Linked DNA regions of Mus musculus: regions 2, 3, 4 and 5 are each linked to region 1. A link is a loop called in an ENCODE intact Hi-C map of the cell type or tissue named here. Cell type or tissue: heart. All regions are shown on one strand. Each heading gives the region's core, and the rest is flanking DNA. Links, peaks and the distances in the headings are about the cores only.

What was found. Peaks named below come from ENCODE experiments on the same cell type or tissue, not always from the same donor. Only the 100,000 strongest peaks of a DNase experiment are listed, where the experiment ranks them.
Region 2: a loop joins it to region 1, with 2.2 times the contacts of the local background. A loop is called at or near these places in 6 of 42 quality-filtered maps.
Region 3: it touches region 1 in a loop (4-fold over the local background); 17 of 42 quality-filtered maps call a loop at or near these places.
Region 4: a loop joins it to region 1, with 2.0 times the contacts of the local background. A loop is called at or near these places in 6 of 42 quality-filtered maps.
Region 5: it touches region 1 in a loop (8-fold over the local background); 22 of 42 quality-filtered maps call a loop at or near these places.

What each region holds. Positions count from the first base shown.
Region 1 is chr13:36,016,096-36,021,999 of GRCm38, reverse strand. The region is part of intron 2 of Lyrm4 (LYR motif containing 4); the gene reads left to right. Among named protein-coding and RNA genes, the nearest start is that of Ppp1r3g, 51 kb to the right of the region's middle. In heart, for the core only: CTCF peaks have their summits at 2,580 (motif pointing left) and 3,781; a DNase peak (open chromatin) is centred at 3,789; H3K27ac peaks cover 878 bases.
Region 2 is chr13:36,733,833-36,739,736 of GRCm38, reverse strand. It overlaps Nrn1 (neuritin 1), which reads left to right and starts at 5,260. Exons shown (of 3, transcript NM_153529.2): 1 at 5,260-5,501. The coding sequence starts at 5,447. In heart, for the core only: no CTCF peak of the experiment used is centred there; a DNase peak (open chromatin) is centred at 3,566; H3K4me3 peaks cover 3,299 bases; H3K27ac peaks cover 2,310 bases; H3K27me3 peaks cover 1,145 bases.
Region 3 is chr13:36,114,689-36,120,592 of GRCm38, reverse strand. It overlaps Lyrm4 (LYR motif containing 4), which reads left to right and starts at 3,236. Exons shown (of 3, transcript NM_201358.2): 1 at 3,236-3,518. The coding sequence starts at 3,433. It overlaps Fars2 (phenylalanine-tRNA synthetase 2 (mitochondrial)), which reads right to left and starts at 2,950. Exons shown (of 7, transcript NM_024274.3): 1 at 2,588-2,950. In heart, for the core only: a CTCF peak has its summit at 3,201; DNase peaks (open chromatin) are centred at 3,012 and 3,622; H3K4me3 peaks cover 2,732 bases; H3K27ac peaks cover 1,991 bases.
Region 4 is chr13:36,721,701-36,727,604 of GRCm38, reverse strand. Nrn1 (neuritin 1) reads left to right here. Exons shown (of 3, transcript NM_153529.2): 3 at 749-1,983. The coding sequence ends at 977. It overlaps Gm38636 (a long non-coding RNA gene), which reads right to left. Exons shown (of 4, transcript XR_873241.3): 2 at 5,540-5,904; 3 at 4,501-4,633; 4 at 3,443-4,132. Gm30177 (a long non-coding RNA gene) reads right to left here and starts at 750. Exons shown (of 2, transcript XR_382190.4): 1 at 3-750. In heart, for the core only: no CTCF peak of the experiment used is centred there; no DNase peak of the experiment used is centred there; H3K4me3 peaks cover 2,552 bases; H3K27me3 peaks cover 3,758 bases.
Region 5 is chr13:36,279,611-36,285,514 of GRCm38, reverse strand. All of the region lies in intron 4 of Fars2 (phenylalanine-tRNA synthetase 2 (mitochondrial)), which reads right to left. Among named protein-coding and RNA genes, the nearest start is that of Gm40912, 75 kb to the right of the region's middle. In heart, for the core only: a CTCF peak has its summit at 3,255 (motif pointing left); no DNase peak of the experiment used is centred there; H3K27ac peaks cover 946 bases.

The DNA of each region.
Region 1 (5,904 bases), core at 637-5,636:
TGAGGTACAGTATGACACATACATATTCTTTCTGTGTAGTGTGTGTGTGTGTGTGTCATGTGTGTCATGTGCAGTTTTTAAAGCATGGCTGTGTCCCCTAAAGGGGGATGAAGATATTCTAAGGGTCCCAACACTAGTGCCCTCTACACTAGTTTTGTTAGCAGTTGTGTTGTAGAATTGTGCCCAGGCCATTCCCTAGGCAACTACTCTGTTCATATCAGTCAAAACTGAAGGCACAGGGCTACAGGAAGACGGACTTCCCTGGGCACATGAGAGCTTGAACGTTCTAGCACTCTGAGGGGAAAGTGGAAAGAGAGAGAGAACAGCCTAGAGCAGGTCATCAACAGCATCATGTGCCAGAGTGGGTCCATTGCAGGGGCTCCAGGACCTGGGCGCAGTACACACAGCAGGTATTTGCTGGTGGCAGTAGTGGAGCATGCAGTTGACTGTGGATCCTGTCACCCTGGACAAGACCTCAGCATTTCAGTTTTCACTGATAAAAATGAAGAGCACAGTGTCTCTTTTAGAGGATTTTTGCATGATAAATACTATACCTGGCACAGGCTATGTTTCCAGTAAAGTCTAACCCTAAGGACAGGACATAATCAAGGCAGCCTCAGCAGTGTCTGGCATTTGCTTACTAGGACTGAAGAGGGCGAGGATGCTACCACTGTGCCATTAAACTAGCAAGCAGTAAGTGATACAGGCGTGTGTGAGACGTCCTATGCTCTAGCCCAGGGAGGTGGGTAGAATACAGTGTTGGAAACACATACGCAGTAAGAGGGAATTAAAATATTTCAGTCACTGAAGTGATAATACAAAATGTATATGTTAGAGAGATTACGGTACCAAGAAAATGTAATTGTAGAGAGTTGATAATGGAGGCATAATTTCCAGGTAGAGGACCAGCCAGAGCTCTGAGTGCTGGCGGAAGGGATGATGGCCAAGGAAAGGGTGGGGGTAGGGATCATGTACATGCTGATTACGTCAGAGGTCAAGAGGGAGCTCGGGTCAGGCAGTCAATACCATGAGAGCATTGGTAATGAAGCCATGGGGATAAATGAGACCATAGCTAGTCTCATTTATTTTTATGATTATTAATAAATAATATTTAGTAAAGGCATTGGTGAGTTTCTGGTGTTCTGTAGCATTTCCTATTAGTATGCATAAGGAATGTTGGCATGAAATGAATTTTCTGCTCCTTCACAGCAATCTCTCCTGTGATTTCTTCCCCCACCTATTGCTTTTCCTGTAGATGAAGCTTTTTTTAAAAACTCTGTGGACAAGAAAGTGTTCGCTGTCACTGAGAAATACCACGGCTATCACCCTCCCTGTCACAGTGATGAAGAGCACTGGCAGGAATTAGGAAGACTCTGGGTCTTAGTTCTCACCGTTTCAGTTCTGACTCCTTGGTATATCCATGGTATATGCCATGGAATATCAAGGCATTTCATAGTCCTCAGCTTCCTCTTCTACAAAATGAGGCTAACGGGGTCGACTGTGTAGAACAGCTGTACAACCCACCTGCAGTGATGCAGTAAGAATGGTTGGCGTTCACCTGGCCTACAGAAAATGGTCAGATGTGAGCTCTTAACACTGATAGCGATAACTGCATTGTCTTTCCTCTGTGTGTGTGTGTGTGTATGTGTGTGTAATGAAATGTCATGTAAATGAAAAGCGCTTAACTATCAGTTAGCCACATGTTTGAAATAGCAGGTTGGTGTTTCCCACAGGGATGTACCTGGTCTGCCCTGATTATAGATGCTGTCTCCCTGCCAGAAAAGAGAGCCTGACTTTCTGCCTCTCGTTGTTCTAAATAAGACATTTTCCTTCTCTGGGAGCCTTTCCCTGGAGCTGAGGCACGGCATTGGCCTTGTGGCCTGCACTAGCACTGTGACCACCACACAATCACATCATGCCAGGCACCAGGCTGACTGGTACACACCAGCGCCCAGGCAGATCCCTGCTCCTGCATTTACATAGCTCTAACTCTGTTGTTTGGAACAATTCGATTTCCCAGCTCCTGTGGCTGTGGGTAGCTGGGGTTCTCTGGAAAAGATGGAGAAAATCATGAAGTAGTTTATTTGGCATGAGTCTCCAAAACATAACCACTTTTCCTTGTGGAAACTGAGTCAGGCATTTCCTCTCCCAAGGCTAGGGTGTGACGTGTGCTGAGAAGGAAACAACCGGCTATGCCTCAAGGAAATGCCTGACAGGCATTTGCTTTCCTCGCACGTCCTCCCTCAGTGGGTAAGCTGCTCTGAGGATGCGGTCACATCAAATCTCTCTCCCTGCTCTAAGCATTTCTTTTTCTGGGGTGTGGAGCAGCTCTTCAGGGAAGAAAAGCAATTTGATGTCAGGGGCTCCTTTGAGCCTTGGGAATTAGGCCTCAGAACCTTGGAATTGGAGCTCAGCTGCTGCTAGAAAATACACTGTGAATGTTTTATTCAGTAATGCATATATAACATTGAGCAGAATCCAAATACATAAATCACTTATACAATAGCTGTTAAGAGCTACCTGCCAGCATTTCAGAACGCACTGCTGGACTCACTTCCAAGGTCCTTTACTGCCATCTGCTGGCCAAAAGTTTGTTTTATGTTGGTGAATTCTTTAGTAATTCTTCATAAATCAGGATTTTCTGAGGCAAAAATTTCCCCCAATAAATGGACAACTGCCTTGTTTTTTGTTTTTTAAGATTGCAGACACCATAGCACTCTAGAAGTATGACAGAGGCAGTTTCTCCTTTCTGGCTTGATTCTCACTGTGTGCTTTTCTGAGCCGCCTAGACCAAGGCCCCATCAGCCTGCATCTCAAGATCAAAGCTATGCTCAAAGTATCTTTAAAATGGGTCCTGCTGTTGTTACAGTCAGCCTTTCAATAATGTTGGCCTACTACCACCAATATATTACATCAATGAGATCAGAATCCTGAACATCACCAGCAAAACCTACTTAAACCAGCCCCCAAAAGTCTGCTTGAAGTGTAAGTTCTAGACCCTTCAGTGTAGGCACTGAAGGCCTTAGTGCACTAACAGATGTCTTTTGAGTCTCTTGAAGTCTGTCAGTGTGAACATGAAGTGGGAACATGCTGGTCTTTTCTGCCCTGAAACAATGCGTGGGGCATCTCAGCTCCTTGGAGGTCCATGAAATGCTGAGCAGGAAATACCTAGAATGAGTAGACCATGGTGAACCATGCAGAACAGGATCAGGGGGTGCTGTAGAAGATAGCACTGACCTGCAGACTGTGAGATATGGGGGCTGGGGAGGGCAAGATGCCTAGGGACTCTATAGTGAATAAAGACTGTGTAAAACAGAAGATGACTGAACTGCTATTGTGTAGTATACCCTTAAAATCTGGGTGTGGCTATAGTCCCAAAGAGGTGTAACACTATCTTTTGATACAAAGAATGTTATTTTTCAAATTTAAAGGAGAAAACGTTTAAACGTGGCTTTTTATTTTCTCCATAAACAGTTGAAGAAAGTGTGGAATGGAAGAGTAGTAGAAGTTAAAATAACAAATGTAAGGTAGACTCTTATCTCAAGGATCGTGAATACCCATTATTGTTGTATAATAAACAACCTGTCTGATGGTGGATTGCAGTAAGAATCTTCATTTTATACCATACTCTACTTCTCCAGGTCAGAAATCCAAACATGGCTGAAATACAAATACAATGATCAGGGACCCAAAAGCTGAGCCCCAAGTCCTCTTATTCAATTGTCAGACAACTGGTGCTGGCTGGCAGCTGGGGGCCAGGCCAGGGATTTCAGCCAGACCACAAGTGGGAGCTCTCCCTGTAGCCTGGGATTCCTCATAGCATGGCAGCTTCCCAGGTCTAGAATTCTAAGAATGAGCCAGGCAGAAGTCACATTACTTCTAGTGCCGTGCAATATTTCTTCTGCTGTCGTTGGGGTGTAAGGGTCAGAGTCACAGAACCTTCCAGGCACAGTAATAGTGTCTCCATGAAGATTTAAGTCACACTGGAAGAGGGACATTCAGGGCACAAGTCTGTCCTTGGAAACAACCACCGACAAGGTTTGTTTTGCACATTACTGTAGGTTCCTTGCACACACAGATAACCTCACAGAATATGCCAGAGGCCCTTGGTGGCCTCAAACCCATTTTCAGTGGGTGATTGGTTGGGCCAGTGGGCCAGCTTTTGTTCCAAATCCCCCTCCAGTTTGCAGTCAGACAAGGTCCAAGGCTCTGTTGGTCTGACCTTCTTCATCCTGAAAAGAGAAAGACTGGGACCCACCATGAAACTCATGGTAAAGGCACTTACCAGCAAGCCTGAAAACCTAAGATGGATGCCTGGAATTCACAGGATAACAGAAAGGGACAACTTGGGCAAATTGTCTCTTGACCTCTATGCATGCTTCATAGCACACATGTACATGCACACACATAAAATAGATAAATGTGATTGGAAAAGAGAGTGGGCTGTGGAGCACAGTGGTAGGTCACATGCCTGTCAGTCAAGCTCAGGGCTTTGAGTTCCATCTCCAGTGTGGAAGAAAGAAAGGCTGAGCTCTGGTCATTATCCTGTCTATAGTTAAACATTTGCCCCAGTGGTAGTACAGTGTGCAATTCCAGTTGGAGGGCTGGAAAGTTTGGAAAACCTTACCTCAAATTATAAGACACTCCCTGCCCCCAACTCCTCTAATGCCTTCATGGTCTCTAAAATTCCTCCAGTCTGCAGAGATTTTGGCCATCCTTAGCTGTTCTGAAATTTCAGTTCCCTGCTCTGTAAAATCCTGGGGCCTCTCATGTCTCCTGTCAGTAAACACTTTCACAGAATGAGGTTCTGTTGTGCAGCTAGTCACTGTGGGTGTGAGAGCCTGCAAAAGAAGAAACCCTGTCCTGGGGGCTCTTGCCTAGGCTACTTGAGATGTTTTCTTGATGGCACTTTATATGCTTAGAGTGGCTTTTGTGGTCAGCGGGGACATTTGAAACTATCACCTGGCATTCTACAGACGAGGAACATGATTCGCCCAAAGTCAAGGGGCAAGTGAAGTGGCAGAGAAAACCAAAACTCCATCCCTGACAGCTGTGCACGCTACTGTTCATGCGATCGCCTTTTAACAGAAGATACATAACCATGGGGACCTGAGCCACGTCACCCTCCTGCCTCTCGCTCTGCATTCCCAGGAGGCAGCGCAGTGTCACTGGCATTGTATCTGCTCACATGTATAAGTGCCCATAATTTTATAAAGTGTAGGCTTTCATACGTGAAATGTAAGATTAAAAGTCCAACATATCATAAACAAAAGAGTTTCTATCACACATGGAGGCTCTGGATATGATTTCCTGTGAAGACCAAAATGACATTGAATATAAAACTGGCTATTTTTACAGCATGCTGATGAGCTTTTAATGTAGGGAGCTAGCTCTATGTGACGTGAAAAGCAGCACAAGGAAAGCTTTCCTGCCAGGACCCAGTGTAGTACAAGAAGGGTCTGCATCTTCAGTGTACCGTATCACTCTTTCATTGTTACTTATGGTAAGGCACACAGAGAATCTGTCACATTACTCAGCCTGAACTGTATGTTACATTCACCAGACCTTAGGTGAGTGAACTAGAATCCCAGGAGCAACCAGCTAGGAGAAGCTAGCCTTTATGTACACAAGAAGCGACCTAGCTTCTCTGAACCTAGTTTGAGGCTCAGGGTGTGGGGTTACCAGCCAGAAAATATAAATATCTATAAAACATGAAATCATTCTTATCTCTAAAGCCAGCAGCCCACATCCTTGTTGGTCTAACCCTATATAGCCTACTAACACCTACATGCTTTGGGGATATTTGTGATATATGTGCAAACCTCTTGTCATCCAGATAGTATGTTGTAAATCCTACCAAGTGTCAGCAAAGCCTTTAAAAAAAATGTGTACTATTAACTGGGA
Region 2 (5,904 bases), core at 905-5,904, 720 kb before region 1:
TATTAAGTCCTGTCTCAAAACAAGAAAGCAACAAACAAAAGTCTTTTATCTCATATGGTAAGTTGTATTTTAAAGTTTTTGGACAGTTAAGTCTTAGCCTACTTACATTACTATAACAAAACACCTAAGGATACTTCTCACAAGCAGAGACCTCGTATGAAACAGAGCCCCATTGGCAAGAGACTGTAGAGAAATGTTAACCCAGCAACATGACTGCTCTGGCAAGTGATCACATCCAAAAACCTTGTAGGTCTGTGTGATCTAGCTGGAATATAGACACATATTTTATCCCAGGAGACAGAGGCAAGCAGACCTCTTGAGTTCAAGACCAGTCTGACATAGACCAAGTTTCAGGTAAAGAAAAACTTAGGTTCCGGTATGATGATACTTGCCTTTAATCCCAGCACTTAGAAGACAGAGGCATGCATATCTCTGAGTTCTAGTCGATGTGGTTGAGACAGTGAGTTGAGAGGCAGTAGAGTAGAGTTCACAATAGCTCAGTTTGTAGAGTTCAGAGGCAGTTTTTACAGGGACACATCTGCAGAGACAGGTTGCAAAGAGTACAAGCTGGACACAGGTGAAGACAGGACAAGCCAGTGAATGAGAAGGAACCAGAAGAGTAGAGTAGACCATCAAAGTTGGTTTGAGGCCAAGCACAGCAATTCAGTGAGAAGCTGAGAGAATCCAGATTGAATCTTGGAGACGAGTTTGAGCAGAAACAGCTAAATTGAACCAGCCAGCCAGAGTTCAGAAAGAGTTCAAAAAAGGGTGAGCTTATTTAGCAGTAATCCTCCATCCCTGGTGGATAAAACTTACTTTTATGAGAGAGAGAGAGAGAGAGAGAGAGAGAGAGAGAGAGAGAGCATGTGTATAGTATGTGTGTGTTGTACATATATATATATGAGTGTGTATGTGTATAAAGTATGTGTGTATGTTTATAGAATGTAGGTTGTGTGTGTGTGTGTGTGTGTGTGTGTGTGTGTGTGTGTGTATCCTCTGGTTAGTCTCTCTATGAAGCTAGTAGTATTCAGTCATGGATCCCCATGATGACCTTACCAGGTCCTAATCACTCCCCAAAAGCCTTGCCTCTGAACACCATAGTTTCATTAAGTTACCTCTCTTTTAATATCTCACTACAGTGATTAAATTTCAATACAGGAACCACTGGGGGGACACACTAACATTATGAAAACTGTAGCAAACCCCATAACTACCTAGAATTGATTTTTTTAACTAATTTATTTTAAAATAACTTGGAACATTAAAGAAAGCAATACCAGGGAAAAAAACCAAGAACTCAAATCCCCTTTCACTTTCTCCAACTCTTGATATTTTTTACCGTGTTTTCCCCGTGCAATTAGTTGGCCTTCGTTCTAGCAGTCCTTGCTTGAGGCTGTGGAGCAAGCTTGAGATGCCTTGTGTCCCCTAACACTCCAGGATGTACCGCCCCCCCAAGAAGAAGACTTTTCTAGTGTTCAGCACACAAGTCTCCTGTCAGAGATCAGAGCTCACACAACGTCAAAGTGCCACTCAGGGAGCTCTCTCGAGGGTTTAATTGTGTCAGCTCTGCTCCTTCTGGTCCAAGGATCACACACGGGAACACAAATCACACGTAATCCATTGTGGAGAGGGACCGTGGAGATGTTCACGGTCACCTCAACATTCTCTGTCTACATTCCACAGCAACCATGCTTATTTTAAAGAGGAGAGCGATGACTTCCGGAATCCAAATGTCTGCATTAAAACCAAGTTTCCTCAGTCAGCCATAGATTTCGAGACTAAAGGTGTCACTAAATTTTGAAAAGGGGGAAAAGGCACCTCACCAAGGAGTAAGCTTGAGGGTAGAAAAGGGGCTGCTAACATGGGTTCATCTTGTTTTTTAACTAATACTTTTCTTTCACATACAAGATAATGGGTTTGATGAGGACGTTTCACAGATGTAAACACTGTGCTTGGTTCGGCTTCTTTTCTGGCCTAGAAGGCAGAAATGGGAACTCCCACTGGTCCTGGCAACTGTTCTCACAAACAATTTCAAGGGGATGTGTCTTGAGATGGCAGCTTCTGGGAAGTCTGTGCATGGTGAACTAGAAGAGGGAGCAGGGAACTCAGCTCATAAACTGCTCAGCCAAACTGGAGTGGTGGCCCAGCCTGAATTGAGAGAGAACCTGGGTGTTTCAGGGAAAGGAACTCTGCCTGCCTGTCATTTACACACACCTACATTTGGTGTTCCTCATGTTCAGCCTGAAGACCCAAACAGCACCAAGAACTCTTTTTTTTTTAAACGTTTTGTACTGCATTTAGGAAAATTAGTTATTGGAAGGGGAACCATCTTTATCCCTGTTGATCTATGACAGACATTTTTTTGCTTAGATATTATACTTTGGCTTGGACGTCCCCTCTTACAGACATGTCCACGGTATTCTAAGAAAGCTCTAATTCATAAAAAGGTAGAGTTGAAGATCCTCTGGAAATCGCATCATAGACCTGTCCTCTTCGTTTTCAGATTGGGAGAATGAAACCCCAAACCTCCCAGGGATGCCCAAGGTCATGTGAAGGACAGGGCTAAGTATGACATGAATAGGCTTTTCAAATTAATAAAAGAAATGACCTCCAGTCCACCCTCAACCATGAATACTGCCCTGTGATCTCAGTCATCCTTGCCCATGATCTTGGCTTTTATTTCCCTTCGGTTAAAAATAGGAAGAAACAAAGCCTTCCTGGGCCTAGACTGAAGAATGACCTGTGATTTTTAAAGGTTAGAAATTTCAAAAACAAAAACATCGTTAGCATCTGCTTTCAATTATTCATTCTCCCGGATTATTTATGGACTGTACCTCTGCCAGACTCTTGCTTCACTTTTTTTAAGCCTTGTACCAGGGAAGGGAGGCCAGGAAGTAGAGGGGGCCAGTGTAAAGGGAAGGACCAGCAGGCACCCAGGTGGCAAGGAACAGCGGGTTCAGAATCTACGCAGGCGCGCAGGACTGCAGACGCCTTGAGCGCACGATTCACTCAGCTCCATTTAGTTTTTCAATGCAGCTTCCTCACACCTGAAGCCTCTGGTTTTAAGTGAGAAGGGATGTAGTAGGGAAGATCCCATGGCACCCACTGAAAATGTTCTAGAAGGTCCCGATGCGTGAGCGGGAGAAGGCAAGGACGTTGAGGGTACGAAATGTAAATTCCCGGGTACTCAGGCTCTGAGACTTTGGAGCGGAGACAGGAGGACTCGGCTCAGAGCCACGGACGTGGGTGGAAGATGGGGAAACCGGTGGCCCTGTGCGTGGAACCCTGAAGGGACAAGGGAGTATGGGGGAAGAGCTTCCAACCTTGAGGTCCCGCCCCTTGCCAGCCCCTTCTCTACCATTGGAGAGCATTGGGGGAGGGTCCGAGGGACGCCCCCCCCCCCACTCGCCACCCTTCTCGCCCCGCCTCCTTCCCGCCCACCTTTTCTGCTTTTCTGGGAGCCTCTGAACACTGGGGCAGGAAACTCCTGGCCCCGCCACTGGGCCCCTGGACACCGGGAAAGCGCGCCCCCGCTACCCCGCCCACCCACCACTGACATCACCAGGGGCAGGGACGTGGCTCCGCCCCTACAGCCGTGGCAGCTTGCCCTGGTTCTGCAGTTCTGCAGGGCTGCAAGCTTGGGTCCCCTCGGTGCGCGCTTTTCAGCTTCTAGTTGCCTCAAGACCCTCGCGGTCCTACTCAGTCCCTCCACCGCCCGTCACCTGACCCCAGTTTTGCACCCTTTTCTCCCTTTCTCCGTCTGTGTGCACAGATGGCTGACTGTGTGGGCTCCCAGTGCAGGGGCTTCGAAAGGCAAATTAAACGGAAGCCCGGTCTCCCTAATCCCCTTTCATTTCTGCCACTAACCTAGCCTTACGCGGTCGCCCTGCAGTCTTATAAAATATGAAGGCTCTTTTATTTTTCTCCTTTCGCATATCTCTTCATTGGCTCAAGTAATACAGTTAGCCAATGCGGCCATCAACATTTGATTAAAGACGCTAGAATTCAGACTGGGAAAGAGGGTGTGGTGCATTGCAGAAAAGGAGAAAAAAAATCAAAACTTAATTTCATTTAAGAAGTAGCCCTGATTATTTTTCCATCTTACACGATCCACTACAGGACCTTGCACGAACGCAGCTGAAGAGATATTTCTTTACTGCAGTCAGTGCTGGATCATCAAAAAATAAAATAAAGAGCGCAGGTGTGTGTGGGTCTGGGTGTGTACGTGATGGACGTGGGTGCGTGTATCAACATGTCAGTGTGACCCTACAGATGACTTCAGGAGGCCCCAGAAAGGAGTTGTACACCAGAGCTTGCCTTGGAAATTTCCTAAAGCGCGAAGAGTTTGTAAACCACAAGAAACCGAAATTTACCCTAGCCTAGGCTTCTTGCCCGACAGCCTTTCCAACCCCCTAAAATAGGTGTCTCTATGCCTGGTATAGATGCCCCTCGGTGGGTGAGCGTCGCGAATAGTGACATTCACAAGAGGGCACGCAGAGTCTATTTCTGGGGGCCCCCATGCGAGCCGAACGAACCCCCGGGGCCTGGGTGTGTACGCGCGCTCGCGTGCGGAGTGTGCGGGCGAGCTCGGGGGCGCTCCCGGGCGTGCGCTTTTGTGAGTGTGTGCGTGTGCTGGGGGGCCGGGTTATGTGCTCACGCGCTCTAGGCTGCGCCTAGAGCTCAACTGTGGGGCTGGAGAGAAAACTAGGGTAGGCAAGTGAGGGGGTCTGCACCCCACTGAGGGCGAGAGAAGGGTGATTCGGACCGGAGGAGTCTCTCCCCTCTGTCCTCCCTGGGCCCAAAGCTCCCCAAACCTCTCTGCAGGGTTGGAAGTGTCTGGGTTCGTTGTGGCGCCAGTGAAGGAGGGAGCAGGTTGAACAATCGAGTGGGCGCACCAGGACTCCCCGTCTCCGGGGCGGGGAGAGGAGAGGGAGCCCCGATTCTGCGCAGGGAGGGGGCGGGGCTGGGGGCCCCTGGAACGAGGAGGCGGGGGTGGCCACTGGGATGAAAATCAGTCACTACAGAGAGGCGAGATTTCGTTGAGATCGCACATTAATTGGAGATATCTGATTAATTCCAGAGTCTTATGACTATAAATGGTGATTCTCTACCAAGGTGTCTATATTATAAAAAAAAAAAAAAATCAATCCGTGTCATCCCCCACGTCAGGCCTGCTCGTGGGCGTGAGGCTGTACTTCCTCCGCCCCCTCCTAATGGAGTGAACCATTCCCAGCTCTCCCCCCCCCCCCCCAGCCTCTCACTCTCTCACTCTCTTTCTGTCTCTTCCTCGCTCCCTCTCTTTCTCTCCTCCCTCTGCCTTCCCAGTGCATAAAGTCTCTGTCGCTCCCGGAACTTGTTGGCAATGCCTATTTTTCAGCTTTCCCCCGCGTTCTCTAAACTAACTATTTAAAGGTCTGCGGTCGCAAATGGTTTGACTAAACGTAGGATGGGACTTAAGTTGAACGGCAGATATATTTCACTGATCCTCGCGGTGCAAATAGGTAAGTGGCCGCCCGGTACGGCTTGGTAGGCGACCGGAGATTGCCTACCCCAGAGGCGCCTAAGGGGACTTGCTGGCCAGGGTCTGCCGCTGGTTGCAGAAAACCCTGCAGACTCCCTGAGTCGGGGCATTAGCTCTTGGGGACTCTGGAAGGAGTTCTGGTTTGGTTTTCCTAAAGAAAGTGATTTCTTTTGCAGGGAAGTGTGTGTGTGTGACCGGCTGTTTTCCAAGGGGGGTTCTCCCTTTTCTCCAAAGCGCACATCCATTTTTTTCCTCCCTCTTTGGGGTTAAAACAGGATCTGAGCGCTCGTAGCATTTGTCCCCTGTTATACTGCAAGATACTATCTTGAGGGGTCAAAAGGTAAAGGGAGGAATAAGATGCCTAGGTAGCTAGGGCTGAAAAG
Region 3 (5,904 bases), core at 670-5,669, 99 kb before region 1:
CCCTGAGTTCAAGGCCAGCCTGGTTGATTTTCAGAGTGAGTTCCAGGTCAGCCAGGCTACACAGAGAAACACTGTCTCGGAAAAACAAAAGAGAGAGAGACAGAGAGAGACCTACAAAGACAGAAAGAACACAAGAGAGACAGAGAGAGCAAGAAGGGGAGAGGAGGAATCATTTCAAGGTCAAATTCCTGGAGCTGGCACAGAAGACCGTATGTATGAAGTATGACAGCAAGCTAGACAGAATACATCCTCAGCTAACAGCCACGACAGCCCATTTTCAACTGTCTGATCCTGGCTAAATCATCTACTCTCTCAGCTTGCCTTTCCTTAGGGGACAAGCTGTGCCCTCTCAGCTTGTGGCATCATTGACTGAGATCACATGAGGGTTCAGATCACTTAGTGTCTTCTCGATGCATGGCCTTACCCCCAGCTCTGGAAAGAATCCACTCCCCACCGTAGTCTTTAAGCTACAGTTATTTTCTCTCTAGCCTCAGGAAAGTCTCCCTTCCACTCTGCCCAAGATGAAAGGAACGCTTCCTCTTCAAAGGAGGCCCTTCCACGCCCGTGCATCCAAAGTCTCAGGGCCCAGCTTGAATCTGAACCTTCAGAGCCAACCCAAACACAACCTCCACCTTAACAGGCCCTAATTCTCAGGGCTCAATGTTTCTCTACCCTGGCAACATCCAGGGACAGGGGAACGCCACCAGGAGGCAGGAGCAGGTGGACCTCTCAGGTCAAGGCCAGCCTGATCTACAGAGCAAGCACCAAAACAGCCAAGAAAGAAAAGAAAGGGGGCAGGGGGAGAGACTTGGAATAGCATTAACTAATGCCATGTTACAGCAATTGATTTGAACAAAGGAAAAACAAAATGGCATGAGAATCAAGCAGCAAATCCAAAACCAAACAAAGTAGATGCTAGAATCCTCACAACAATGTGATCCGGAAGCCTTTACAGAAAATGTCATTGGCAGCAACATAATCATCTACTCAATAGCTTACAAGTTGGCTATTGAAATGGTTATAGGACCTCTTGAAAAATGTTTAATTACTGTGATTTAACTCTACATTAGATTAGTCGATTGTGTTCATTGCTAGTACAAAGTCCAAATCCATAGCCTGACTAATTTTCCCCAACACTAAGAAGCTATCAGTTTCCTAATCTCAACTGCTCTTTAACTGAAAAAGCTACTGCCCAAACTATTTTAACTCTGCATATTCTATGAGCTGCATTTGATCACACAAAGATAAGCCAGGTCGATACATTACTGTACACATTAGTAATTAACTCCTTTGTAATTAGGCATCAACTGCATACAGTAATTATCCTAATTTCACTTTCAAGATGAAAGTAAAATACATTTAAAACATATTCCCCACTCTTTTATGACAAATCAAAGTAATTTAAAACGTTTTTCCTTCTCATTCTGGTAATTTTGTCTACCTGTAACTTTTAATGTGTAGGTTTTCCTGGGGCATTATTATCAATAGCAATCAATATTCTATTACCTCAAGAGACCACAGCTCTGTTCTGACTCTGCAACAAGGGGAAAACCTACTTTACAGATGTCAGCCATTTAGAAAGTTGCAAGTAAAACTCAAAATATTAATGGATCCCATTAAACTTGAGTCAGTGACCTGATCAAACAAACAGAAAGGGAACAAAAGGCAAGTTCTGTTCCATTTATTTAAAAATTAAATTTGAAATTTAAAAATCTATTTTGACTAAGACAAAAATCAAACAGGGGCTTAAGAGTGTTTTTATAAAAGCACTGTATCGTCAATACCTTTGATTGCCACTACATCAAGACGAGTAGGTATACTTAGATTCAAGGACAACAAGTTGCAAACATGTGATCCAGAAAAACACAGATTGTTTCGAATAGAGAATGAAAGCTTGATACACCAAAACAAATGATAAGGCATGGTAAATTGACTTCCGTCTTATCGTTAAAATGACTCTTTGCTGTATTTAGGGACAGAGAATTTGCAGGTAGTGGCTTGTTGCACCATCTTAATATAAAACAATATTCCAAAACTAACGAGTGAGTTCCAAACACAAGAACCAGAATTATTCGAAGCTTCTCTTCGCACAGTCCTAAGATCAAGGAACAACCCAAAAACTTAAGTACTTTAGTAAGCTGGTCCGTGATAGCTAAAAGCTGAGAAAAACCCTCTTTTTGCCTTGGGTCTGAAATGATGTCTAGGAAATCCCCTAAAGTCCTAAGGGTTCCCTTATTAATCATGACATCTAATTTATTTATGTGCTTGTTTGTTTATTTATGTTTACGCACTACAAAACCGTGCTCTTAACAAAAACAGTAGTGCATCCCACACTTTTAATCCCAGCACCGGGAAATCTGTGACCAGGAGCTCAAGGGCAGTCTGGACTACAAAACGAGACCCCGTCTCAAAAACAGGAAAGAAAAAAAAAAAAAAACAGAAAAGAAAAGAAAGAAAAAATAGTAAACAAACAAAAAATAGTGTAGCCCCTTAGTGAAGATCCCGGAAATGGAAGTCACAGCCGAATGCAAAGTGCATAACAGTCGGCGACCTGACACCTCTACTCTGCAGCAAGGCCAGCACTCACCCAGCGTACGCCGGGGAAACCAAACGCGGGCGTTTCGAAGTCCGCAAAGCGGCCACACACTCACTCCGCCGTCACTGAGCTTAACCTCTGGCTACCGAGACGCTGGGCGCGCTGGGCGCCGCCATCTTGACGGGAAGAGGCCAGGGCCCTAGGTCCCTTGAGCCGCTCGCCCAAAGACAAGCCGGTGCGCCAGGAAGTCGCCAGCTAGTTACCTCCGCACCACTGGCGCTGCGTCCCCCAGTCACGATGACACTGATAAACTCAGGCTGCCAACCAGACGGATCCAAAGCAAAGTCACCCTCGTTTTCGTGCACAGCAGGTCAGGCAGCGCCAAAGACAGCCGAGCCGGGCAGGGGCAGGGCTGGGGAGCGCGGCTCGTAACCCAGGCAACGGGGCCTAGGCAGGTGTAGGGGGCGTGGTGTCAGGAGACACCGGGATCTCGGCCACGCCCCCGGGCGGTTCGAAAGGCGGAGGAGGCTTTGAGCCCTGGTGTTCGAGCCCGCGACTGTCCTCCCGAGGAGCGAGCCTGGGGCTGGACGGCTCGGCCTCCTGCCGCCCGAGGAGCCTGTGAGGAACGCGGAGCCTCCAGGACACGGGCGCCACCCCTTAGCTGCCCGCCGCCCTGCCTGCGGCGCCACCTCTCGCGCAGGACGCGAGCCAGGCCGCGCGCGAGCCAGGCGGAGCCTCTCTTCTCCTGCCTTCCAGCGTGCTTTTTTTTTTTTTTTTTTTTTTTTGCATCGTTTGACATTTGGGTTCAGTTAAACTTGGGGCTTCTACGAAGAAGGACCTGTTTGGTTTTGTTGTTAGGGTGTTTTTTGGTTTGTTTGTTTTTGTTTATTTTCAACATGGCAGCCTCCAGCCGCGCACAAGTTTTAGATCTGTACCGGGCGATGATGAGAGAGAGCAAGCATTTCAGCGCCTACAATTACAGGTGACCCGGGGGGAGGGCCGGGAATCGGGTGCCCAGCTCTGTCTGCGGGGGTCGCGGATCAGGCGGCCACAACCTGTGAAAGTGACAGGCTCCACTCCCATGACGCGCACGTGCAACTGTCCACCCCCAGGTGTGACCCTCAGAGCCCTGGAGGGGAGGAGCCAAGGACTTGCCCTTCAAATGCTGGGATACCTTCCCTGAACTGACACCCACATAGGGGCTTTAGGACCATTAAACAGTGTCCTGTTTCTGCGGTACAAAGTGATGAACGCGAAGCTACCAGTGAGAAGCTAGGACAAGGAAACTTAGGGCATACCTATATCTTGCCTTGAGATTACAAGAGTGGAAGCAGGCAGTCTAGACCACGTGGACACAAAACTGAAGGCTTGCTCTAGGGCCCCCTTTCATTTCACTAGTGTTTTAATTCGTGACGTTGGTTCCAAGTATCAGATACGTTCTTACTAAAGGATGGTGGAGAGGGGCTACATATTCATGTTAAAGGTAAAATGAGTTGCTAAGCCTTTAAAAACTGAATTCTTAGTTTATCCAGCCTCGCCAAACTGAAATCTTACTGCTAGATCCTAGAGTCTAGGACCTATAACAAGAGGACAGGAGCATCAATTCTTCAAAAACATTTAAAACTTAAATTTATTTTAAGTTATAAAATGTATGTTAATGAGTTACTATGCGTGCACCTCACTTAAATGCACTAAAACTTACATTTTTAACTCTGCCCCATTTCTTTCCTTGCTTGGCCTATTCCCCTACTTGTATGAGTCCCTTATACTTCCTTGCCACATGGTAGTGGTGCACACCTTTAACCCCAGCACTGGGAAGGCACAGGCAGCCAGAGCGCTGAAATCGAGGCCACCATGAACTACACAGAGAAACCCAGTCTCAAAAAAACCAAAACAACACACACACACACACACACACAAAACTCTACCTCAGAACCTCCACCTTCACAGTTTCTGCTTCTTTGAAACTTCTGACCCAACATTTCTGTAGAGTTTTAGGGTTTTTCTGATATTTGGTGTCTTATTGATTAATTACCTGAATCCTTTGAGATTGAATCTAAGAATAAGAATCTGATGAAACCAGCTCATTTTCTCCAGACAGTTTGCTTATTTTCATTTATTTCCCAAGTCTTTCAAGTACTTAACAAGCTGTCCTTCACAGCTGCCCAGGCATGGGCTGGGTGTCTTGGCAGTTAACTCCTGAAACAGACCTGGTTCTAGGTGCACCCTTCTCTAGGGATTGAGCTACCCGTCCGGCTATGCACTACTTTAGTCTGTGAACAGATGCACCAACTTTCCCAGCAGTAATTCATATTTCAGAAACCTGCTGAGAAAATAATAGTTGTCGTGTCAACTGAGAATAGCACATGGGTTGGACAAGTGAGCTCATACCCAGCCGAACATAGGTTTTGATTTTATGTGATGACATTGGCTTTGGAGGAGAGGGGGCATAAACACTAAACCTCCTGGTAGGAGTTTCCACAAATACCTGTTATTACTTACTATTGATGGAAGACAGGAAACATGGAAGTAAATGCTTGGAGTGTTCCTTGCAGTCTAGAAGATGTCTGTCTCAAGAATAAAAATGGACTGAATAAACAGAGACTAAGCAGAGGTTCACACTGGGGGGCCCAACTGGAAACAAGTTCTGTAAAACACTGATAGCAACCCTAACAGAATATGCAGCTTTAGAGTTACTGGGCCTCAAGGACTTAGTTTTCTTGGTGATGAAACTAATTCACTGGACTACACAGCCTCTTAGGGGCCTTTTCGTCCTAAACTTCCATCTGGAAGTGACTTAAGAGCCAATACAGAAAGGTAGGCTGTGCCTCACAGAAAATTGAGACTGAGCTTCAACACAAGCAGCTGTGTGCTGACACGCACGCAGAGAGTAGTCTGTGCCTCACACAGATGTAATTTCCACAGGAATCAGGTGCTCTCCTTTTCCAGATACCATGTATCGAAACCCTGTGAACCCTGCCAGCATTATGTCCCATGAAATAAAACTAGCGTCATATAAAATAAGACTGCCTTTACAAATACCCTATAGAATTCAAATATAGCCCTGTCCCTCCATTGTCAATCCAACACAGTCATTCACTAAGTACCCATTGAGCACTTCTTTGTGATGGACTATTTTTCATGAATCGAAACTAAGCACTAGAGAAACTAAGTCTGCAACAAGAAGGTGGAAAGGGCCACATATACCAGGGTATATAGTCTCTGCTGTGGAACCCAGATTTCATTCTTGGAGTTCTGAGGATTAGGTAAGGTCCTTTGGGCAGCAAGATAAAAGAATCTCAAGCTAGAAGTAAAGATGTCAGAGGGAGTTGCTTATAATGGTGCAGAGGATAAACTAGAGGACATAG
Region 4 (5,904 bases), core at 1-5,000, 710 kb before region 1:
ACCGACCGACCAGGGAACCGAGAGGAGAGGCGAGGAGGCGGGGGCTCCCGACGCCTTTGGAGCGCTAGGACGGTTGAAAGGCGGGGTGGCCTGGGACGACCCGAAGCAAGTGGGGGAAACGAGGAAAGGAAGAGGGGGAAACGGAGGGTAGGGGAAAAGAAAAGTGGGGAGGGTGAAGAGAAACTGGAAACAAAAGGAAGGTGTGGGGGCTGGGTGGAGGGAGAGAAGCAAAGCGAAGGCGAGAGGACCGCGGCGCGGAGAGGAGGGAAACAGAAGGGGCGAGGGGGAGGAGAATGTGAGAAGCCAGGGAGGGGGAGGGCCTGGCTCAGAGCAAGTCGCCCATCTTGCTAGCTAAGAGGCATTAATGGGCCGCAGCTTGCAAGGCTTAGTGCTGTTTTCTTAGCTTTCCCGGAGGAGGGTGAGCAATCTGTTGGCGCAGGCCACAGTGCCAGCGCCACGCAGCGGGTGCGACCCCGCTCCTGGCTGTCAGGTCCTCTCTTGGCACCGGGCTAGGAAAATCTGAGGGGAGAAAGAGAGGCTCACACACCCTGGGACCAGGTTTCTGGGATGAACCAAAGATCAGACAGGACATTACTTAGTTCAGAACAGGTCTCTGGGACCCAGGGGGGAGAGTAGGGAGAAGATGCTCGGAAGGTTAGAAAGGACGCAGTCACCCGGGGCGCAGACCTAGGGTCCTCCCGCACCCAAAGTGATGCTACTCCTTCTGTTTTGTTCTGTTCCTCCCCAGATACTGGGAGGATTTCCACAGCTGCACGGTCACAGCTCTTACGGATTGCCAGGAAGGGGCGAAAGATATGTGGGATAAACTGAGAAAAGAATCGAAAAACCTCAACATCCAAGGCAGCTTATTCGAACTCTGCGGCAGCAGCAACGGGGCGGCGGGGTCCCTGCTCCCGGCGCTTTCCGTGCTCCTGGTGTCTCTCTCGGCAGCTTTAGCGACCTGGTTTTCCTTCTGAGCGCGGGACCGGGTCCCCCCCTCCCCCTCCGCTCACTCACCCACACTCACACCATGCTCCCGGAAATCGAGAGGAATAGCCATTCGTTCTCTGAGGACGTTGTGATTCTCTGTGATGTTGAAAACACTCATATGGGATTGTGGGAAATCCTGTTTCTCTCTTTTTCTTCTTCTTTTTTTTTTCTTCTTTTTAATTGTGTTTGATTCCTTGTGTTTTATTTGCCAAATGTTACCGATCAGTGAGCGAGCGAGCACAGCCAAAATCGGACCTCACCTTTTAGTCCGTCTTCACAGAAAAATAAGAAAACGGCAAACTCACCCCCATTTTTAAATTTTTATTTTATTTTATTTTATTTTGGCAAAAGAATCTCAGGAATGGCCCTGGGCCACCTACTATATTAATCATGTTGATAACATGAAGAATGATGGGCTCCTCCTAATGGGAAAGCGAGAGGGAAAAGGAGAAGGCCAGGGGAATGACTTCAAGAGTGGTGTCCACGTGGGAATCAGCCGGTGAATAATCATGCTCACGTCTTTCTTCCACAGTACCTTGTTTTGATCATTTCCACTGCACATTTCTCCTCCAGAAAAGCGAAAACACAAGAGTGTGGGCTTAGCATTTTTTTAAGGATAAGACAGAGAGAGAGAAAGAGGTTGGGTATAGTGGGATAGGTTGTCATAAGAGATGCTGCTATGGTCATGAGGGGCCGGTTTCACCTGCTATTGTCGATGCCCCTCGTTCAGGTCCACTGCCTTTATTTTCCTTCCTCTCTTGTTTTAGCTGTTACACATACAGTAATACCTGAATATCCAACGGTATAGATCACAAGGGGGTAATCAATGTTAAATCTAAAATAGAATTTAAAAAAAAAGATTTTGACATAAAAGAGCCTTGATTTTAAAAAAAGAGAGAGATGTAATTTAAAAAGTTTATTATAAATTAAATTCAGCAAAAATTTGCTACAAAGTATAGAGAAGTATAAAATAAAAGTTATTGTTTGAAATGGGGTGTCGTTTTGTTTCCTCCGCCGAGGTTCCAGAATTCTTGGGGGAACACACGGTGACAGGTGATAAATTCACCTGCTCACCAAACTGTCTGGATGACCCTGCTGACTTCATGGGAACCTTAATTAGGGACACTTGGCCATGTCTCCTACATTCTGCTTATACTGGGGAGGTGGGGGAGGTCGTTTTCAAATTAAGAGCAAGGCCTTTACTACATGCACTGGAGGACCGGTCTTGCACACACAGATACATTGCCGGTGGTCAGCCGGCTGCCCAGGCACCAGGTGGGCCTGAGCCCTAACCACGGTTCCTTGGGCTGGGCCCTAACAACCACACGCAGCTTCCTCTGTGGTGACTAGAGGTAGCCTGCAAAGGAACCGCCATTAAGGGCTCCTCAGAGGGGCAGAGGCGAGGATCGGGCGAATCCTTTCATAATTAATAAGACAGCACAACTGAAATGGCGAGAAGACGGGGCCTATTGATCTGCCATTCGATCTGCCCCCTTCTTTCCTATTTATAGGCTCCTCATGGCCTCACAAATAAGTAAATAGGCGCAGTCCAGACCCAGGTCCTGGGTCTGCAGTCATGGTGTAGGCTGTGGGGGACGGAGAACTACACATAAGCTCTTGGATTCATTGAAATCAAAATCTGATTTCGCTGAAGGTAGGGTTGGGAGGGAGTTTGTGGGTGTTCCCCAGGGTACACGGAGGGGTGGAAGAAGGATGAAGGCTGATTCCGGCGCTGAAACAGGCTCCCACACCCAGCAGCCCCGTCGCCCGCGGCGGGGAGGGTGTGCCGGGACTCTGAAATGCAATGTGTAAACAATCGCTAGTGTAACCGTTCATAAATCAAACCCAGTGGGTCGCAGCCCAATCTGCATTCCCCCCACGGATTGAATTCCAGCAACACATGCGTCCTTGCGCCCCGAGCTCTGAAAGCTGCATGGATTCTTAATGGCAGCATACATTACGGGCTCTGGTTCACGCACGCGCCGCGCAGGGCCACTCTAGGGAACTGTTCCACCCGCTCCCAGCCCCCAACACCTCCTCCTCCCTGGAGCTGGATTTCAGCCCAAACCAAAGGAGATCTCGCTGCTCCGGGTCGCTCATTATTTTGGAAACCCGTGGGATTTGTTCATTTCATTCAGATGGTATTTTCCAGAAGTCTAAGTATACAGCTGACCAGCCAAAGCACAATGGCCAGCATTAAAAGATGAAAACATCGAAGCTTGTCTCAAATATATCAATCTTTTCAATAGGGAGAGGGTACAAGAAGAGAGGGGAAAAAGGGTTTCATCCGATTCTGTTTTTTTGTTTTGTTTTGTTTTTCCATAATATTTTGTGAATTAGGGACGATCCAGTGCCTACATGCCCCTAGCTTTTGGAAACGAAGCCCGCACCGCCTTCTCTGCAGGCTTTGGAGGTAAAGGAGGACTGGGGCTCCCCCCAACCCCCCCCCCCACACACACCCCTCCCCGAAGAGAGATTCCCGCTAGATCCACCTCCTAGAAAACCAAGTAGGCTGTTGGGGGGTGGGGGGAGACAGAAGGGACCAGAGGGCGGGATGAGGCAGGCTGATTTGTTCACACAACAGGGTTCCTTCTCTGGAACTCCTTGCTCAGAGTGAGGTTCCAACTGCTCTCCAGGTGGAACTCCTCTGGATGCAAGGCTCCTCCAACACTATTGCCTCCCGTGCACACTTATCCTAAGGGGTTCCCTCGAAGACAGGCTTACTATTTGAAGCTACCTTACCGGATCAAAGGACCACACTCGCTCACTTGCACTAGGAGAGATCTCCAGGAATTTAAGGCGAGTCTTCGAAACTCAGGCTTTTGGATTTGGCTCCTTACCGAACCTTTCTTTTGTTTGGGATTGTTTAGATGATTGTCATGCCGGCTCCAGCTATCAGGTGCTGTTTAATCGTGAGGACATATGTTGGTTGTGATGTTACTGTTTTTAAGTGGCGTCGCAGAAGTCCCGGTTACTAGTTCTGGGTGAGGGTATAATCAGGGTGTGTGTATCCTAAGGCTGTGGTAAAGTGGGCGGGCGTCGTGGGCACCAAGTTCAGCACACCTACCTCTTCCATACCTGACCTTGGAGCATCCTGGTTGGCTCTCGAACTGGCGCCGAAGAGGGCTTCCTTCACACCATCCTAGGCAAAGTAGATTCAAAATATGCTATCATCAACTACTTGTGAAAATGTGGGGAAGAACATTTCAGAAGTCCTAGCCTCAGTCAGGAGGTGGAGGAAGGGAGAACGAACTGGAAGGGGGCAGGCTTGAGAAAGACACCAGCGTGGAAAATGGGAACACAACGAAAGGTGGGGAAGACAGATCCAGAAAGTAGGAGTAGCAGGGTGGGGGGTAGGGTGATTTGTGAAATAAGTGGGTGCTGAGGGGGAATTAGATAGATCCGGAGAGATAAAGCCCGCCTCAGAGAAAGGAGGCCCGGGGTTAAACCCTTCCCTTTCACAAGGGACCTTCAGGGAAGCAAATGTTACAAGGGCCCCCACAGACTTACTTCCAGGGGATCCAGAGAGCTTTTCATTCATTGCGATTAAAAAGAATTTTCACTTCCGATGTTTATAGTTTAGGGGCCTGCTGCTCTTCAACTGCTCATCACTGCCAAACCTACAGTTTTGGACTCAGGTCTCCTGGAAACCAGACGAAGAATTTCCTCCTTTCCCAAAGGATCCTCAAATCGCTGCAGAGGCTTCTGGGAAGGTCCTCCAAGATCCCCTGTGACCTTTCACACCCACTGTGCCCTAAGCCAGTCTCCCTGCTCTGGTCATGCCCTCCTACTCTGGTTGGGGCTGGGGGTGAAAGGCAGTTTCTGAAACAGCACTCTAAGTCCATGGGCCCTCCAGGGAAAGATCAAGGGCCCCACTTCCCCTTACTCCCTAACACCTACCAGGGGGGGGGTCCACAGTCCACTTGCTCATCTCCCTCCTCCCTAGCCTCTTGCATAGAAACAGTGGTAGCCACAGAGTAGAAGGGAGGGAATCAATGAGTTCACCAACTGCAGGGCTCAAAATAAGAGCCTCAACCTGTCCCCTTCCCCATACCCCAAGCCTCTTCAAGTGCCTAAGCCAGGATGTGGGGCAATTTGTAATGCCATCTGGATCTGGTCCCACTTCCCAAAGCAAACAACCTAAGCAAAGTAGTGCTAGTGAGGGGTGTGTGTGTGTGTGTGTGTGTGTGTGTGTGTTGGGATGTGTGTGTGTTGGGATTGTACTTGCTGGAGGCAACCTGCCCATAGTGCTAGTTCTTGATTTAACTTCTTCCTGTTTGATTTAGGCTTTATCTGATAGGACTCTCAGAATTCTTCAAAGTATCCTCCCTGGACAACCTCACTCTGCCTTTTAATTTGTAGGGGACAGTTTTTCTCTCTGTAGTCCTACAGCTTTAAGCCCTCTAGCTGCAGATCTACCCCCAAGCTGTGTACTCCACTATGAACTTCTCCATAGAAACCCTGGACAAGACCCTTGGAGTAAAGCCTTCTGCTTATGGGTGATGTCCCCCAGAACACTCCCCTCCCCTCCCCTCTGCCTGGCTCTCACCTGGAGCTTGGCTGCCAAGGCTGTGACTCCCTGGCCTGGCAACAGCAGTGGCAAGCAAAGGAGGTGGCACAGCAAAGGCACAGTGACATAGTGCAAAGATCAGGAAACTGAAGGCTCCATCTTTCTTGTCCTCAACGGACCTGTGGGTCGGGATCCAAACCACAGTGAGCAACCAGGAGGACTGGACCTTCTGCGGGGAGTTCATTTACAGAGAAATCTCCATCCTTCACCTCCCCTGACCCCTCCCCACTTACTCTTGCCTAAGTTAAAAAATAAATAAAACCAATGTTCACGGAGCACTTTCTACATGTCAGTAATCAGGCCAAAAGGTTTGCATTTCTTTGGTAGTCACAGTAAATGAATTG
Region 5 (5,904 bases), core at 448-5,447, 260 kb before region 1:
TAGCCATTCCTATGTCATTTTACTGTGATCCAATTCATTGCCCATAGATGAAAGTCCAGACTGCTTGAGGCCATAATATTCCTCCTTATCTGGATCCACACTATGCTTGCACGTGTTCAACTCTTGTTCCCCTTAACTCATGGTTGAACATACCACACCACATTCTTGTACTACTCATGCCCAGTGTCCATTTCTCTTCCATCCTGGTCAACCAGTTCAAACCATGTAAGGAAATGGTGAAAAATCTAGTCTTTTGGCCATTGCTATCAGTGAACTGAGAAAATATTCAAAGACTTGTACCAGAAAACCTTGCAAAAAAATCTAAGGAAAAGTCACGTCTCCTGCCAGCAATATTTATGTCTTTGATCTCGTGTGCTTCCATAGCAATTGCCAATTCCCACTTTGAATACAGTTCCTTTTACTTCATCTATCTCTGTACTCTGGCTGCAGCAAAATACTATATTTCCCATTTTCATGTCCACTGTATGTGCTAGGCGCACTGCTTCACTCATGGCAAACCAGCTGGTAAATAATAAACAACTGAAATAACACTTGGACAAACAAGCAAATGGACAGAGACTGGCTGTCAGTCCTGGTCATTACATTCCCAATTAAATGGACAGAAGGACAGATGAACTGCTATCGGTGACTACCGAGCTGGAACATTGGTTCCAGAATGGAGTGCAGTAGAAGAGAATGCCAGTTCCTGAGGAAGAGCTTTCCAGTCTTCATACGAGGCTGGCTACAGGGGAGCATTGGGTGGGCTAACCAGCGGAAGACAGAGGTTCTGGGCTTCCCTATCATCCATCTGCAGGCAGGCTGACACTCTTTTTTGGTGCTCAAATCAGTGGTACTATCAATGACACAATATTTCTCTGAGCTCTCACAGAGCAGCAAGACTCTTCTTGGGCTGATTTTTGTCTTTGAGTCTACTGTGCTGGAAGTTACTATGGCCCACACCACAAACAAATGTTCTAGTTTACATATGTGGTTAGGTCATGCTAAAATGCAGATAAGAAGACAACCCAATAGAGTCTGGGGTGGGAGGTAGGGGGTATAAAAATTGTTCTCCCAAATTCTATTAGAAAAATGAAGCAACACCATAAGTAGACCATGTAATTTCCCATGTCTTCTGAATGGGGCAAGCCACCTGCCACCCAGCAGCACATCTGAGGCCCAGGAGATACAAAGCAACACAGCACATCCCAGGCCCCGGAGGTACAACAAAGCAACAGGCTCTGCTTGGGCTGCTCTGTGTCACAGCCTCCTAGGCATTATTACAGTGCAGTGTTTCATAAGCAACATGGATAACAAAGAATCATCTAAAGAAAGAACAGAGCATGTGGTTTAAAAAGCAATGTACAGCCACAGCTATAAGTGACAAGCATAACTTGACCTTGTTATGCTACAAAAATGTATTTGAAGATAAGTTCATACAAATATTTTTCTTCCTTTCTGCACAAAATTTTCTTGGTTTGTGTTACTCTTATTACCAAAGTTGGGAGGTGGGGAATCTTATTTCTTCCAAATAACCAAGCATATTGACATCACAGGCTTCTTTTGCTTGGCAGATTACTGAACAAACAAATATTTATTCTGAGTCACTCAGCTGTGATACATGGGGGGATTCACGACATGCTGTGTCTGGTGCCTGTTAAGCTCTTACAAGATAATTGGACTTTGGACCACCTAGAACACTGTGTTCAATGGAGAGCCAAATTTAAAAAATTCAAAAACATGGAATGAGCAGAATTTAATCAGTCACACCTCCATCAAATTGAGGCAGAAATAAATAAATGGGCAATAGAAAGGTGCAATAAAGCCAGGATTAATCAAACCGTGATTAATTCCGGATCAGATTAAAAACCAATAGTGCCAGCTGCATCAGTCTCGTCTGTGGCGTTCACCTCCCCTATTCCTTTCTAACACCACGCTTCCCCATCGTCTCAACCCACTCTGCTCTCACCCCTAGGGCACGTTCCCTGGATGGATAAACCTGCAGGAGAGTTAATTGTCACATACATGGATTTAATCACATTGTCCATCACATTTGGGGCCCTGCCTTCAGTGATCCGTGACTAATTGTTGTGGTAATTTTTCAATCATTAACAGCAGCACATATGCTGCAGACAAATCCCAAGGTGCCTAGTAAGCCCCAGTGACAAGCAGACCAGAGGCTCCAGAAGGATTGCCACACGCCAGCCCAGCCCCCAACCCCAATCCTATTAGTCATGCCTGCTTGTTAATATACACTTATCCCAAGGATATGTCAGGCTGCAGAGAGCTCCGAGGGCTCCAGCCTGCCTTATGACTTGCCCTGTTTTCAATCTAGATTCTGAAAAAGGAAGAGGAAAGGAAAGGAAATTAAAACTCCATGTGGGACAAGTAGCTGAGGCCCTATTCTGAATTCCACTTGCTTTTCACTCACTTTCACACAGGCTCCTGAGCTGTGGCAAGTGCCCTTTCTTTGAGTTTCAGCAGTATTAGCAATCTCCATGGCAACCACCAGTGTGCATCTGCTACACCAAACTGCAGCATCTCTGGCTCAATTCTCAAGTTGCCCTGGTGTCAGACGGGGCATGCCATGTGCACTGGTGGGACAAGACCCTGCCTTGGGGAATCTTTCAGCTGATTGAAGCCTGGCTCTAATCACCACATAATATGAGCGAACAAGATCACAGGGAATATAATCCGCCTGCACTAGGCAATAGGGGTCCAGAAATGCTATTTATTTTTTCATTTTCTTTTTCTTACGGGTCTTTGTTGGCTAAAAGCAAAGAGGCACTAGCTATCTAATAAAAAGGTTTAAATTTCAAGTAGGTGCCACAATGTTTCAAGTCACTGATTTGTTTAAACCCTATGTCTCAAACACCTTTCATTAAGGAAACTATTCAAGAGGAAATGCAAATTCCTGGGGTTTTCATTTGGGTCTTCTTAAGAAAATGGATGTTTTGCGCATTAGCCAGACTATGGAAAGGAAAGAGAAGGATTCACTGAGTTTCATTGAAATCTCACTCATTAGTATATGCGTTTTTATTCCTCCTGCAGAGTTTCAGGAAATTCCCTGTTTTACTCCGTTTTCCCAAGACTGAAATAAGACCTATTTTACTCTAAGGCACCTAGCTCCAGATCACAGAACAAGATCTTCGAAAAACTTAATTAATATGAACAATTCCTGCTTAGCTGCTCAAAAGAGAGATGGTTGCTATAGGCTCTGTTATCGTGAAAAGAGGGACCGAGCGCCCTCTGCTGCTGTGTCTAGGTAAGGCTCTCCAGTTTGGAAACCTCCCGCTGAGGTTCACTTCTGTTACAATGCACTCTTAGAAAACTCTAACTTAAAAGGCACTTACTGATCAGCAAGAGGAACAAGAGAGATCCAGATAACAACAATGAGGCTGCTGTAAATAGAACAGTCTTCTACACAGCCACTCACCAGTACCTTGGCTATTATTAGAAACAGCTCGAGAAAGAGCTTGGGAAAATTCAGAGTGCTGATTGCGTATCATAAGCACAAATTAAAGAATTAAAAAAGAAAAAATGAATCTGCCTTTGCACTCACAGTCTCTCATGTCTACACGAGCTCACTGATTAGTACATGTTTTAGAACACTCAGGTCAAAAGAAAAAACTTGTTATTTTAGATTTAAAGTCATAACCGTAGTTTTAGACTTTACTTTCAAATTTAGTTTGAACAAACACAAATTTGTATTTACACAGCGCTGTACAAAATAAACAGTACAGAAACATTTCACTTCTGAATCTCTAAGAACCTAATTATCATAAAAATAAAATTTCAGAGAAAAATACACTAAATATTACTTCTAATCCTCTTAAACAAATGAAGGCAATCTACATTTACAACTTAAAATACTAGCTCAGCTCTGAGTTCAAATTCACTCTAAAGAAAATGATTCAGAAATTGTGCTTCTGAAATTAATTCCTTCCATAATGCCTAAAAAAAATGACCACAATACAATAGATAATAGTCTAACTAAAGTTTAATGCACGGTGGATTCAAATTCCATGTCACAAACTACTCTGAGAGCTACAGATAACATTCTTAATATTTACAACTCAAGGTTAATGTCAATATCTCCCATGAATAAAATTAGAAATTAATTAAGAATTAATAGACAGGCCAGGAGTGCTAGCATGGCCTTCAGTCCAATTCTCTGATGGTAAACTTCAGTCTAACCTGAGTTTGAGGCCAACCTGATCTACAGAGTTTCAGGCCAGCGAGATCCTGTCTCAAAACGAAACAAAACAAAACAAAACAACAAAGAATAGGGGTTTGAGAGATGAGTCTGTGTTAAAGGACACTGCCAGCTCCTAAAAGGACCCAGCTTCAATTCCCAGCACCCACATGGTATCTAACATGACCAAACTCCTGTTCCAGGGGATTGGGTCCCCTCTTCTGATTTCAACAAGCACTGGGCACAGATGCTGGACACTTACATATACGTAGCCAAAACACCATACGCAGAAAATTAAAACAAAAGTAGAAATCAAAGAATGAATTAAAATTGAATCAAGGAAAGATGAGACTAAAGAGATAAATATCTAGTATAATACCATATAGTTGACAAGTGACAAAAGAATCCGATCTATATCTGACTCAGTTACTGACTTAGTTACTGAGCTCTGCAGTACAACACTGAATAGAATCATATCCTGTGAACAGACTCAGAGAGGTAGAATACAGAATCCAGTTCCCTTTGGGGGGGGGTATTATAAAACCTCTGGTTACCGGAACCATACCCTATTTAGAAGCACATACATTATCCCATCCCCTCTGGCTTGCTTCATGAAGTATCATCAGTTTATCCTCAAAGTGAGCCAGCATGACTGACAGAAACCTGGCTCTATGATAGGATACCAGTGTATAGAAAGAATATTCTTGATGATCAAGTTCCACAGGCTGACAAATGGTCTGTGAGTTGCAAGAATACCAATTAGCAGGTGGGTTCCTGCATGGTGTGTGTTGGAGTAGAGGGGCATGAGGGGTCTTGTCTGTGAGTAATGGTCTATGGAGAAAGCCATGGGGGATTAGCTACTAATAGCCCATCCTGGAGTCACATGAGCCAGTGCCAGTGGGAGTCCACCATGGGGGGCAGAACACCCCACCATGAGCTGCTGTGAGCTGCAGGGACCCTGGGTGGAATGGTAGTTAGTACTGCTCTGTGTGCAACAGCACCCTAGGAAGGCTAGGCATAATAAACAAAGGAGGGAAATAACAGAGGACACAGCTGAGCCTCTGGCTGGAGTCTGCCACGGAAGACCAGAAATAGTCCTAGTGATGGTGACAGTGATGGGGCCTGACATGATCTCTAGTGGACTCACTGAGCACTTTTCAAGGACCCAGAAATGGTAACTATCCAGCAAAGAGGCTGGCAAGAGATTTCCCAATGTCTCCTGTTAGTCAATGATTGGAAGTGGAGGCTCGAGGCTGCAAAATGCCAGGAAATACACCCACCGACATTTATAGGTACAAATTCCAAACAAAGAATCCCCTAACCTGATCAATCAAATAGGCAAGGTACACACAGTACCTTACAAAGACAAATGAAATTATCACATTACTCTTATGTTACCACCATTGTCCTATGCATGACTGGAGACTGCCCGGAGCATCCTAGGAATGCTACTCCTGTGAGCAGTCTGAATAATCCGTTAACTGTTAGGAAATGAAGTAGATTGCTGACTATGCAGACTCCACAACTTCTTCCACAGACCCAGGATATGAAGATCAAGCCCTTACACTTGGGATGGAGGCATTCCATTTTATGAATGAATGGCTCTTTGAGATAGATCTAAAGATTTCTAGTCAAACTGTACTTCAGAAAATGATGTCCTTTCTATAGTATTATGGATTCTCTTTAAACAGCTCCTTCTTAAAATACAAAGC